Linked DNA regions of Homo sapiens: region 2 is linked to region 1. Evidence: chromatin loops called from intact Hi-C (ENCODE). Cell type or tissue: endothelial cell of umbilical vein. All regions are shown on one strand. Each heading gives the region's core, and the rest is flanking DNA. Links, peaks and the distances in the headings are about the cores only. Region 1 has its middle 22 kb from the start of MIR6516. Region 2 overlaps SEC14L1 (SEC14 like lipid binding 1).

Region 1 (5,472 bases), core at 2,017-4,516:
TTCGGCTCATAGCAACCTCTGCTTCCTGGGTTCAAGCAATTCTCGTGCCTCAGCCTTTTGAATAGCTGGGTCTACAGGCATGTGCTACCACACCTGGCTAATTTTTTTATATTTTTAGTAGAGACAGGGTTTCACCATGTTGGCCAGGCTGGTCTAGAACTGCTGAACTCAGGTGATCCACCTGCCTCGGCCTCCCAAAGTGCTGAGATTACAGGTGTGAGCCACTGAGCCCAGCCTTAACTCGTTCTTTATCAAGCCTGCTGATGCATTTTTGGGTGCATTCAGCCTGTGTCCCAGAAAAGTGCCCAAGAAGGGAAGGCTGGCTGGGAAGGCAGAGGTGAGAATCTGAGGTTCTGTGGGCCAAGGTGGCACTGACTTCTTATAGACAGGGAAGGTGACCTTCCTTTTTGGAAGCAAAAGAACTTTAAAATATTACTGGCAATACCAATACTCTGTTCTCAAGATAGAATTCGTTTCACATATTGTAAAAATCCTAGTAAAAAGCATTATTTTTCTTTTCTTTCTTTTTTTTGTTTTTCGAGACAAGGTCTTGCTCTAATGTCTGGGCTGGAGTGAAGTGGTACGATCTTGGCTCAGTGCAGCCTCAACCTCTTGGGCTCAAGTGATCCTCCTACCTCAGCCTCCGAAGTAGCTAGGACTACAGGCACATGTCACTATGCCTGATTAATTTTTTTGTAGAGAAAGAGTCTTGCTTTGCTGCCTAGGCTGGTCTCGAACTCCTGGTCTTAAGTGATCCTTCCACCTCGGCCTCCCAAAGTGCTAGAAGTACAGGCATGACCCATTATGCCTAAGTACTCTTTTTTTTTTTTGAGTCTCGCTCTGTCGCCCAGGCTGGAATGCAGTGGCGCGATCTTGGCTCACTGCAAGCTCCACCTCCCAGGTTCACACCATTCTCCTGCCTCAGCCTCCCAAGTAGCTGGGACTACAGGTGCCCACCATATTTTTTTGTATTTTTAGTAGAGATGGGGTTTCACCGTGTTAGCCAGGATGGTCTCGATCTCCTGACCTCGTGATCCACCCACCTCGGCCTCCCAAAGTGCTGGGATTACAGGTGTGAGCCACCACGCCTGGCCGCCTAAATACTTTTCAATTCATCTTTGTAACTGTTAACTGTTCAGGAACAGTATGCACTTCTCAGGGCTGTCCTGAGAGGTGGATTAATGAACATTGCAAAGACGTCAATATAGACTATAAATGAGATTTCATTCTTCTCATTTCAAAAGCAGTATGTGTATTCCTGGGAAAACTTCTGAAAATATAGATAAGAGAAAAGGATTAAGGGAAATCCTACCACTTAGAAATTATAATTCTTAACTTTTTATTATATACCTGTGATTGGCAACATAATAGCCCCCCTGCATTAGTCTGTTCTCACACTGCTATGAAGAGAGACCCGAGACTGGCTAATTTATAAGTAAAGAGGTTTAATGGACTCACAGTCCTGCATGGCTAGGAAAGTCTCAGGAAACTTACAATCATGGTGGAAGGCAAAGGGGAAGAAAGGCACTTTCTTCACAGGGCAGTAGGAAGGAGAAGTGCTGAGCAAAGCGGGGAAAGGGCCCTTATAAAACCATCAGATCTCCTGAGAACTCACTCACTAACACGAGAACAGCCTGGCAGTAACTGCTCCCATGATTCAGTTACCTCCCACCGGGTTCCTCCCAGGACACTTGGGAATTATGGAAACTATAATTCAAGATGAGATTTGGGTGGGGGACACGGACAAACTGTATCATTCTGCCCCTGGCCCCTCCCAAATCTCATGTCCTCACATTTCAAAACACAATCATGCCTTTCTAACTGTCTCCCAAAGTCTTAGCTTATTCCAGCATTAACCCAAAAGTCCAAGTCCAAAGTCTCATCTGAGACAAGGCAAGTCCCTTCCTCCTATGAGCCTGTAAAATTGAAAGCAACTTAATTACTTCCTACATACAATGGGGGTTCAGGCATTGGGTAAATATACCCACTCTACACGGAAGAAATTGGGTAAAACAAAGGGGCTACAGGCCCCATGCAAGTCCAAAATCTAATAGGGCAGTCATTAAACCTTAAAGTTCCAAATGATCCCCTTTGACTCCATGTCTCACATCCAGGTCACACTGATGCAAGAGGTGGGCTCCCATGGCCTTGGGCAGCTCCATCCCTGTGGCTTTTTGGGGTTCAGCCCCCCTCCCGGCTGCCGGCTGCTTGCACTGGCTGGCCTTGAGTGTCTGTGGCTTTTGCCCCACTGCACTCCAACCTGGGCGACAAAGCGAGACTCTGTCTCAAAAAAAAAAAAAACACTTCAAAAGAACTTTGGTCTCCACAATCTTTTATCTTAACCTCAACATTCCCTTTCTATCAATCCCACGTCTTTAGACAAACTCAGCCAAAAAATTGTCAACCAAAAAATCTTTAAATTCACGTATAGCCCGGAATCCCACCCCCGGCTTTGAGTTGTCCCGCCTTTCTGGACCACACACATGTATTTTTTTTTTTTTTTTTTCTTTTTGAGACAGAGTCTCGCTCTGTCACCCAGTGCAATGGCACAACCTCGGCTCACTCCAACCTCTGCCTCCTGGGTTCAAGCGATCCTTCTGCCTCAGCTTCCCGAGTAGCTGGGATTACGGGTGCCTGCCACCATACCCGGCTAATTTTTGTATTTTTGCAGAGATGAGGTTTCACCATGTTGGCAAGGCTGGTCTCAAATTCTTGACCTCAAGTGATCCTCCTGCCTCGGCCTCCCAAAGTGCTGGGATTACAGGAGTGAGCCACTGTGCCCAGCCCCAATGTATTTCTTTTTTTTTTTTTTTTTTTTTTGAGACAGAGTCTCACTCTGTCGCCCAAGCTGGAGTGCAGTGGCACAATCTTGGCTCACTGCAAACTCCCGGGTTCACACCATTCTCCTGCCTCAGCCTCCCGAGTAGCTGGGACTACAGGTGCCTGCCAACACGCCCAGTTAATTTTTTGTATTTTTTTTTAGTAGAGATGGGGTTTCACCCTGTTAGCCAGGATGGTCTCAATCTCCTGACCTCATGATCCACCCACCTCAGCCTCCCAAAGTGCTGGGATTATAGGCATGAGCCACCGCGCCCAGCCAGCCCCAATGTATTTCTTAAATGTATTTGATTGATGTCTCATACCTCTCTAAAATGTTTAAACCAAGCTGCGTCCTGACCACCATGGGCAAATGTTCTCAGGACCTCCTGAGGGCTGTGTCTCTGGCCATGGTCACTCATATTTGGCTCAGAATAAATCTCTTCAAATATTTTATACACTTCGACTCTTTTCATCAACAATCATCACCCAGGGCAAAGTTATTCCCAGAGCCACTTCCATAACTGATGGCTGCAAGATCCAGGCTCTCTAAAGGGAGGCTGAGGACAGTGACCCTAGGAAACAATCATTTTTCTTTTTGTCCAACAATGCAAGCCACTTCCTCTCTCTGCAACCAAGAATGCGTTTCCTTTCCGGAGCTCAGTCAACCAGTGTAATTACTCGAGCAGAAAAGTCACCTTTCAGAGCTTGGTGTTCTGAGACAGGAAGGCTTCTTATGTATTCCTTGGAAGACAAAGAATGTTCCTCAATGAAAACCGGGTAAACAACTCCATGCCTCTATTCTGGGTAACATGACAAAAGTTAAAAGGAAGCAGTTGGCCTGAAGTCAGTTCCAACTATTGTGTTGCTTGCACAGAAAGTACGGAATTAAAAAGCATGGGGGAGTCCAGTGGATTCCAAGAAAATGTTTGCGAGCCTACAAATTATGATGAATTATGATGCTATTTTCAAAAAAAGAGGCATATTAGGATATCAGCATTTTACGCATTTAGTTAATGTAACAGCTAACAGTCTGCTAAACTGTGGTGAGGCTGGGGACTCTAGTGGCTGGAAATGAGTAGATGCTAAGTACTGGTAGACTGTTTTGTTCCTTTTAGAACATATGGAACGGCATATCCTTCCAAGGCTGAGCATTAAACAATAAAAGCTACAGAAAGCAAAGAGAAAATATACCTTTGAACAGTTAGTTTCAGTTCGTTCTCTTTCAGAGTGTTAAACAAAAATCATAGGAGGCCCTTGTTTTGGACTAAACTCCTGCACTAGGCCCCAAAAGACCAGACAAAAATCAAAATGGAGTCACCCGTGCTCAGCAAACCAACACTGAGTTGTTATCTGACTTCCCAAGAAATCAGGCGAGAGAAATAGCAGCCTAATTTCCCAAGGAGGCCAGTTTCAGTCTCAAGTCAGCATGCTAATGAAGTTCCCTCTGTTTTAACCCTTACAACAAACAGTAACTTGGTGGGCTCTGTGACCCACGCCTATGATCCCAGCACTTTGGGAGGCCCAGGCAGGAGGATCACGTGAGGCTGGGAGTTTGAGACCAGCCTGGGCAACATAGCAAGATATCATCTCTATAAGAAAAAAGAGATGTAACTGTGACTGGTTATCTTTTTCTTGTTGTCTTTGTATTGTCCTGTATCTCTTCCTGCCTTACAAAGAATTTAACTTTGAAATGACCAATATGCTTTTTGTTCTGTTTCTGCTTTCTTCAGCCCTTAGTCTATAAAGCCAAACCCCAGGCTGGGTGCGGTGGCTCACGCCTGTAATCCCAGCACTTTGGGAGGCCAAGGCAGGATGATCACCTGAGGTCAGAAGTTTGAGTCCAGCCTGACCAACATGGTGAAACCCCATCTCTACTAAAAATACAAAAATTAGCTGGTGTGGTGGCTGGCACCTGTAATCCCAGCTACTTGGGAGGCTGAGCCAGAAGACTCGCTTGAAACCGGGAGGCAGAGGTTGCAGTGAGCTGAGATCAAGCCACTGCAGTTCAGCCTGGGTGACAGAACCAAACTCTGTCTCAAAAAAAAAAAAAGAAACAGATGACATATACATTCTTTTTTTTTTTTTTTTTTGGAGACAGAGATGAATGTATATATACATGTCAGCTGTTTCTTTTTTTTTGAGACAGAGCCTGGCTCTGTCGGCCACACTGGAATGCAGTGGCATGATCTTGGCTCACTGCAACTTCCGCCTCCCAGGTTCAAGCGATCCTCCTGCCTCAGCCTCCTGAGTAGCCCAGACTACAGGCATGCACCACCATGACTGGCTAATATTTTTGTATTTTTAGTAGAGACAGGGTTTCGCCATGTTGCCCAAGCTGGTCTCAAACTCCTGACCTCAAGCCATCTGCCCGCCTCTGCTCCCAAAGTGCTGGGATTACAGGCGTGAGCCACCACACCTGGCCTATACATTCATATTCTATGCTGGGGTCCCATCCCTCTGGCCCTCTGTTTCAGTTACCTGTGGGAAGAACCCACACGAACCATAGGGCTGCCACCTCCCAACTGTCCAGAGGAGACACACTGGACCCAGGTCTGTAGCAAGGGCTTCCTGCCGGACAGAACTGGGTTATGACGACCACGTTTAATGCAGAAACTCGGGACTCTGGATGGGGAAAGTGGAGCTCAGATAGTG
Region 2 (6,738 bases), core at 2,449-4,948, 65 kb before region 1:
CTTCACAGTTTACCACGCAATGGTATAAAGCAGCTATGTTTACTTTTGATCAAGGAGCCATTTCAACACACATCATACCACACAACAGACAGGGAATGGGCCAACACCGGGAGGGCTGTGAGATATTCTGCATCAACCCATCGGAGCTTCTTCCATTCGTACACCCACTCCTTTGCTCCAAGAGTTCCAGACATGATATATATTCTTGCTAGAGGACAGGAGAAAGAAACTTCAAAATCTCTTCCAAATTCCACGTTTTCTCTTAGGAAACAGCATGGCTCTTCAAGGTATCCGTGCCACCTGGGGTGTTAAGCCTGTGACAAGGAAAGGTCACTACATCCAGCGACCATCTGTGTGTTCCACCCTCCAGCCTATGCTGAACTTCACCTGGACTACCTTCGTTTAACACACAGAGAGTCCCCAGCTCCTACCGGTCCGTGCGCTGCTGAGAACGTGGCCACGCTGCCGGCGTGCCAGCATTACTGCCTGAGCTCCACCTCCTGTCACATCAGTGGCAGCATCAGACTCTCACAGGAGTGAGAGCCCTATTGTGAACTGCACACACAAGGGATTGAGGCTGCACGCTCTGTAAGCTGCATGCTCCGTAAGAGAATCCAATGCCTGATGATCTGAGGTGGAAGAGTTTCGTCCCGAAACCATCCCCCTTCACCCCACAATCCGTGGAACAACTGTCTTCCACAAAACCAGTCACTGGTGCCAAAAAGGCTGGGGACCACTGCTTTAACAGAGACCTTCACATGACTTTATTAGCAGGCAACAGTGACACAATTCTAAAGGACCTTGAAAAAATTACCCACAAAATTAAAAACTTCACACGTAAAAAGTTTTAATTCCACAGAGAGGTCACTCATCTGATTTATCCACATTATATTTTAAAATAATGTCAAAAAACACACAGTAGTAGGTTTGTTTCCTGACCTCTTAAAATAACTCAAGTTAGTGACACCCACACTGTGTTTGACTCTATTCTGGAAGGCCGTGTTCTTGCAGCTCTGAGTGGCAGGTGGGATGGGAGTGCTATGAACCAAAATTACTGACGACGGTCTCCTCCTCAAGAGCAAGAGAAGCTGCTACTAAATACAGCTCCATCCGCTTTAAGATTTTCTGCCATAAATTTCCCTAAACCTTTGGGTCCTAGAAACAAGTGCTAGTGCATGAACACTGCACTCAAAAAAAAAAGGGGGGGGGGAGGGGAAGAAAGGGAAAAAGCCACGAGTACAAAGGGGCAGGCAAGCAAATCTTAGCAAAGAACTAGGGCATTACCCACCAAACCTAATTTGACAGCTCTGTGACACCCCCAACTCTGTCCCCCAATGACAGTGGCTATGATTTTATACTCTTCATAGGACAGCCATGTGTCCTGTCAAAATTGTTCCTGGTCCATACAAAAGAACTAGGTATATGTCAGTTATTTCACAGTATCCAGCAGAGGATTACAGCTTCTAAGTTTTGAACCACTGCTATAAGCACAAAACAAGAATAAAAACAAAAAATTATGCTCAAAAGAAAAATAATCATCTGCTAAAACACTAGCATGTCTACATTTGGCTAAAGCAAGACTACTATTCAGATCTAGCATTAGATATAATGTTTTAAGAGGGGGTCAGTTTCAGATTGTTCTAGTTAAAGACAAACACTATTCCCTCTCTCCTTGCTGAAACTAACATACATGCAACTAACCATAGCTAAAACTGGTTTAACAAGGTCTTCTGGAATATTTTCTCTTAAAGTACTTTTAATGTATTCTTCTTCAAGAATTTCCAGCCAAGACTACCTGGAAACTTTTGTTAACACTATTTAATAGGCTGACATAGAGTTACTGAGCTTTCAAATGAAATTCAAAGTATAATCTAGTATGCCTGATCAATTGTATCTTTTGCATTTAAATTTAAATTAGAAAAATAAGGCCCATCATTATTCTACTGTCTGTTACATTTCTGAACGATCTCAATACGGACATCTCAGACATCAGCCCGGGGGCTCTATGTTTTAAATTTGCTCACTGTCCTGAACATAATCATCTCAGACATTCCTGACCAGCTCATCTGGGTACATTTGTCCTTCAGCACTGTCACATGTGTTCCTTGATGTCTCAGTAACTTTCATGGTGCCTCAAGACCAAAAAAATTGATGATTTATTAAGTTACTATGTCCAAACAATTTAAAAAGCATTTATGTCCTAATAACTTAGTAACCATTTGAAAAAATAATAAACTTAAGTTGAAGAAAAAATGTCTTTGCTTCATTCTTAATCAGAAGGATTTCTAAGGATGTGTAAAGTTGCATCGTCAAAATCCAAAGACATGTACAACACAGAGTGAACCTAAACTACAGATTCTAGTTAAAAATAACATAATTGGCCAGGTGCAGGGGCTCACGCCTGTAATCCCAGCACTTTGGGAGGTCAAGGTGGGCGGATCACCTGAGGTTGGGAGTTCAAGAACACTCTGAACAACATGGAGACACCCCGTCTCTACTAAAAATACAACAACTAGCCGGGCATGGTGGTAGGCACCTGTAATCCCAGCTACTCAGAAGGCTGAGGCAGGAGAATCACTTGAACCTGGGAGGTGGAGGATGCAGTGAGCCAAGACTCTGCCATTGCACTCCAGCCTGGACAACAGAGCGAGACTCTGTCTCAAAAACAAACGAACAAACAAAAAACCATAATTATTGTGTAAGAGACATCCAGTGGGGAAAAAATAATGTTGTCAATATTAGTTCATCAATTTTAACAAACATACTGATAGAGGCAGGAGGCAGACAAATGCCTAGGCAGACAGGAGCAGGTCCCCAGTGAAATCCAACCTTCAATCTGGAGAGAGTCCTGGGTAAATCCTCACACGGGACTGAGAACCCACCTTCTCATTTGGCACAGTTTCCTCTGATTGATCCGTCTTTCACCTATTTTACATATACCTATCCTTTCCTAATTGGTTTACTTTTTTTTTTTCAAGACTGAGTTTCGCTCTTATTGCCCAAGCTGGAGTGTAATAGCATGATCTCGGCTCGCTGCAACCTCTGCCTGCTGGGTTTGAGTGATTCTCCTGCCTCAGCCTCCTGAGTAGCTGGGATTACAGGTGTGCAGCACCACGCTCAGCTAATTTTTGCCTTTTTAGTAGAGACAGGGTTTCACCATGTTGGTCAGGCTGGTCTCAAACTCCTGACCTCAGGTGATCCACCTACCCTGGCCTCCCAAAGTGCTGGGATTACAGGCATGAGCCACCATGTCCAGTCTCCTAATTGGTTTTCTACACTATCATGCCCACCTTTGAGTGGTGTCTTCACTTTAACCTTTTTTGCATACTCACAAACCAATCAGCACACACTCCCTATTCTGAGCCCATAAAAAGCCCTGGGCTCAGCTACACGGAGGCCGGAAATTAAAGAAAAATAAAATTTAAAAGAAAGAGAAATAAGTTTTCCTGTATTAGGCTGATTTGTCCCAGAGGCAGCAACAGGCACAGCCGAGACCCAGGAAAAGTCTTGATAATATTATCTAATGTGCTCTGGAGACTTTCCCAGCACTCCCTCAACACAGGGAGAAGAAAAAACAAATTTTTCTTTGTTTTATAGAATGAGTTTATAGATTCCTGTTCTCTGTAACTAGTGACTTCAAGTATTGTTTTATCTAAGAAATACAATGAAGGTCATGAAAAGCCTGAGTAGGCCGGAACTACAGCTGCCCGGGCACCACAGTGAAGGTTATAGGATAAGTCCATGCCTAGGCAAACACAGATAACGGACATCTGGGTTGCATAGCAACAGTTATGTGCAATCCTGAGTTATGAACCTGTAACGATTTAATTAACTGTCTTTGTCCCACCTCTGTATCCCTGCTTTCACGCCACTATAAGCTTGCTTTAGCTAGCCCACCCCCTTCTGTGAAGTGTGTATAAAAGTCAAGTGCTGTCTTTGTTCTGAGCCCAACCTTTGGGTGTGAATCTGCTGGGCCTGAGTGCACTCAATAAAAGATTCTCCTGTTTTAACCCGAGATCTCTCTCTCGTCCTCCTGAATCCTGCAACAATACTAGCGCCAGAGATGATGAATTCCTCTTCAAAGGGTTTAACTGTGTAACGTCCTTGTTCTTTGTTCAGAAGCCCAACCTCCTTATACTCTCTTGTTTCTGGCCTGCAAACAACCCTCCTGCTCTTGTTGTGCCCTGACATGCTCACACAAGTCCAGACATACCTTGTACTGTAACAGACAGACTGCTCCTATCCCCTCTTTCTCTTACAAATCATGCGTTTATCCTATTCAAAAAAGTTTTAAGTCTTAGCCAACTGGGATCAGTTTAGATTGTACAGTCCAATCCTAGCCAACAGGGGAAGGACACCGACAGGAACTGCGTTAGGGATAAAAACCCCTTCCCTCCTTTGTTCAGTGTGCTCTTGCAGTCGTAACAGATGCAGGCGGCACCCTTCTGCAAAAGTAAATTGCCTTGCTGAGAAATCCTTTGTCTCAGTGCTAGTTTTTCTCTTGAGCACAGCTTACTTGTTCCCAACAATCTGGGGGCCCATCCAGGATTCCCATTCTCCTCTGGGGAAGGGTCTCCAGTCCTCACTCGTGAGGAGACAGGTCCCACTGCCTCGTTGTGGTGGCCTCAAGGGTTAGGGATCGAGACCCACCTGGTGTGACGAATAAACCCGGACGCTTAGCAACGCGGGAGAAAAAGGCCTACAAATACCACAGTGACCAGGTAACTCTGTGCAGAGACAAAGGTTAAGAAAAAACACAATGGCAGTGCAGTATTTCCTTGGTGGTCAGGACATCCTGGAGGTTGAAAGTGTGTGAATGAGACGCACAATTGAGTGTGGAGTCCGGATCTGTGGTTCCGTGGTCACCTCATACAGCTTAGGACAGCTTGCCTGTCTTGCCTGTCGGGGGATCATACCGACCCACCAACGCTAAGGGGGACCTGAAAATTCCCACAAAGGAAGCAGCCAGAGAAGGATTAAGCAGAAGCAAAAGAATGCAAGAAATCTCAAGTAAGGGGGGTTGGGCCTCTAAAGAAAGAGTGCAAGAGGCCAGGCGCAGTGGCTCATGCCTGTAATCCCAGCACTTTGGGAGGCTGAGGTAGGCAGATCACAAGGTCAGGAGTTCAAGACCAGCCTGGCCAACATGGTGCAACCCCATCTCTACCAAGGAAATAAATAAATAAATAAAATACAAAAAATTAGCCAGGTGTGGTGGTGTGTGCCTGTAGTCCCAGCTACTTGGGAGGCTGAGGCAGAAGAATCGCTTGAACCCAGGAGGCAGAGGCTGCAGTGAGCGGAGATCGTGCCATTGCACTCCTGCCTGGGCAACAGAGCAAGACTCCACCTTAAAAAAAAAAAAAGAAAAAAAGAAAGGGTGCAAGAAATCTCTAGTAAGAGAGGTTGAGCCTCACAAACTCAAAAAAACACCTTCTCCAGGATGCGAAATACCCCAAGCAAGACAATAGAATTTCCCGGGACAGCCCCTTAGGTCTCCTGCTAAAATACTGGAAAGATAATGAAAGGACTAAAAATAAGAAAAAGCAACAAATGATAAAATACTGTTGTTTTATTTGGACTAAGGAAACTATCCTCAAACCATCAGTTTTCTGGCTACAGTTTGGGTCAAATGAGGATTGGATTTGTCAACTTTTAATAGAGTATGTGAATAACAAGAGTCCTGTCCCTCAGGAGGAGATACGCTATGCCCTGTGCTGACGGCAGGGGCCTGTCCACCTCTACCCCCTCAAAGCCAGTAAGAATAAGCCAGAAACTACTTACCCTATAGAAACTAAGGCCCCCACCCCTAAGCAACCCACATGGGATCCTTTAGACCATCTGCCTCAGCCAGATACCTCTCACCTCCCTCCCCCTCAGGCAGCCGCCCTGGACCCTTCCCCCGACTCACGTTGTGCCCCCTCTTTATAATCCTAACTCCTGGAATCATTCCCAGCCTCAGGGCCCTCCCCCAGGAAGACTTCGGTGCGAGACAGAACAATGTAAAAAGGATATTCAAAACTTCCCTTTCCCCACCACTTCTAAAGAGTTAGCTCCAACTCTCTTCCCCTTAAGGGAAGTGCCCCTCAGAGGAGGCTAAATGCTCCATTAACTAGCTCAGAGGTCCGAAACCTACAAAGGGAGCTCAAACCACTCTTAAGTGACCCTTATATAGTGGCTGACCAGATTAATCAATTTCTCAGACCCCAGATATATACTTGGGCTGAGCTAATGTCTATCCTAGGTATTCGCTTTTTAGGAGAAGACAGGAGCATGATTCGCAGGGCTGCTATGACAATTTGGGAACGTGAGCATCCCCCAGGTCAGAACGTCCCAGCAGCTGAGCAAAAACTTGCGGCCACAGATCCTCAATGGGATAGTAACAACGCAGCCTACTGGAGGAATATGCAAGACCTTGGAGAACTGATAATTAAAGGAACTCAAAAATCTGTATTCCGCATCCAAAACATTCCCAAAGCTTTCTATATACAACAAGGGAAGGATGAAGGACCTACAGAGTTCTTAGAAAGGCTCAAGGAGCAAGCGAGGATATATGCAGGTCTAGGTTTAGAAGACCCTCTTGGGCAGGGGATGTTAAAGCTCCATTTTGTTACCAATAGTTGGCCAGACATCACAAAACACGTTATAGAAAATAGAGAACTGGAAAGATAAATCTATAGAGCAGCTTTTGAGAGACGCTCAAAAGGTATATGTACGAAAAGACGAGGAAAAGAAAAGCAAAAA

Evidence for each region. A loop is a pair of places that touch in the nucleus more often than their neighbours do. Peaks named below come from ENCODE experiments on the same cell type or tissue, not always from the same donor. Only the 100,000 strongest peaks of a DNase experiment are listed, where the experiment ranks them.
Region 2: a loop joins it to region 1, with 7 times the contacts of the local background. A loop is called at or near these places in 3 of 110 quality-filtered maps.

What each region holds. Positions count from the first base shown.
Region 1 is chr17:77,108,226-77,113,697 of GRCh38, reverse strand. It overlaps a transcript of SEC14L1 not described here. Among named protein-coding and RNA genes, the nearest start is that of MIR6516, 22 kb to the right of the region's middle. In endothelial cell of umbilical vein, for the core only: no CTCF peak of the experiment used is centred there; a DNase peak (open chromatin) is centred at 3,577; H3K27ac peaks cover 2,500 bases.
Region 2 is chr17:77,172,528-77,179,265 of GRCh38, reverse strand. All of the region lies in intron 3 of SEC14L1 (SEC14 like lipid binding 1), which reads right to left. Among named protein-coding and RNA genes, the nearest start is that of SEC14L1, 35 kb to the right of the region's middle. In endothelial cell of umbilical vein, for the core only: no CTCF peak of the experiment used is centred there; a DNase peak (open chromatin) is centred at 3,755; H3K27ac peaks cover 2,418 bases.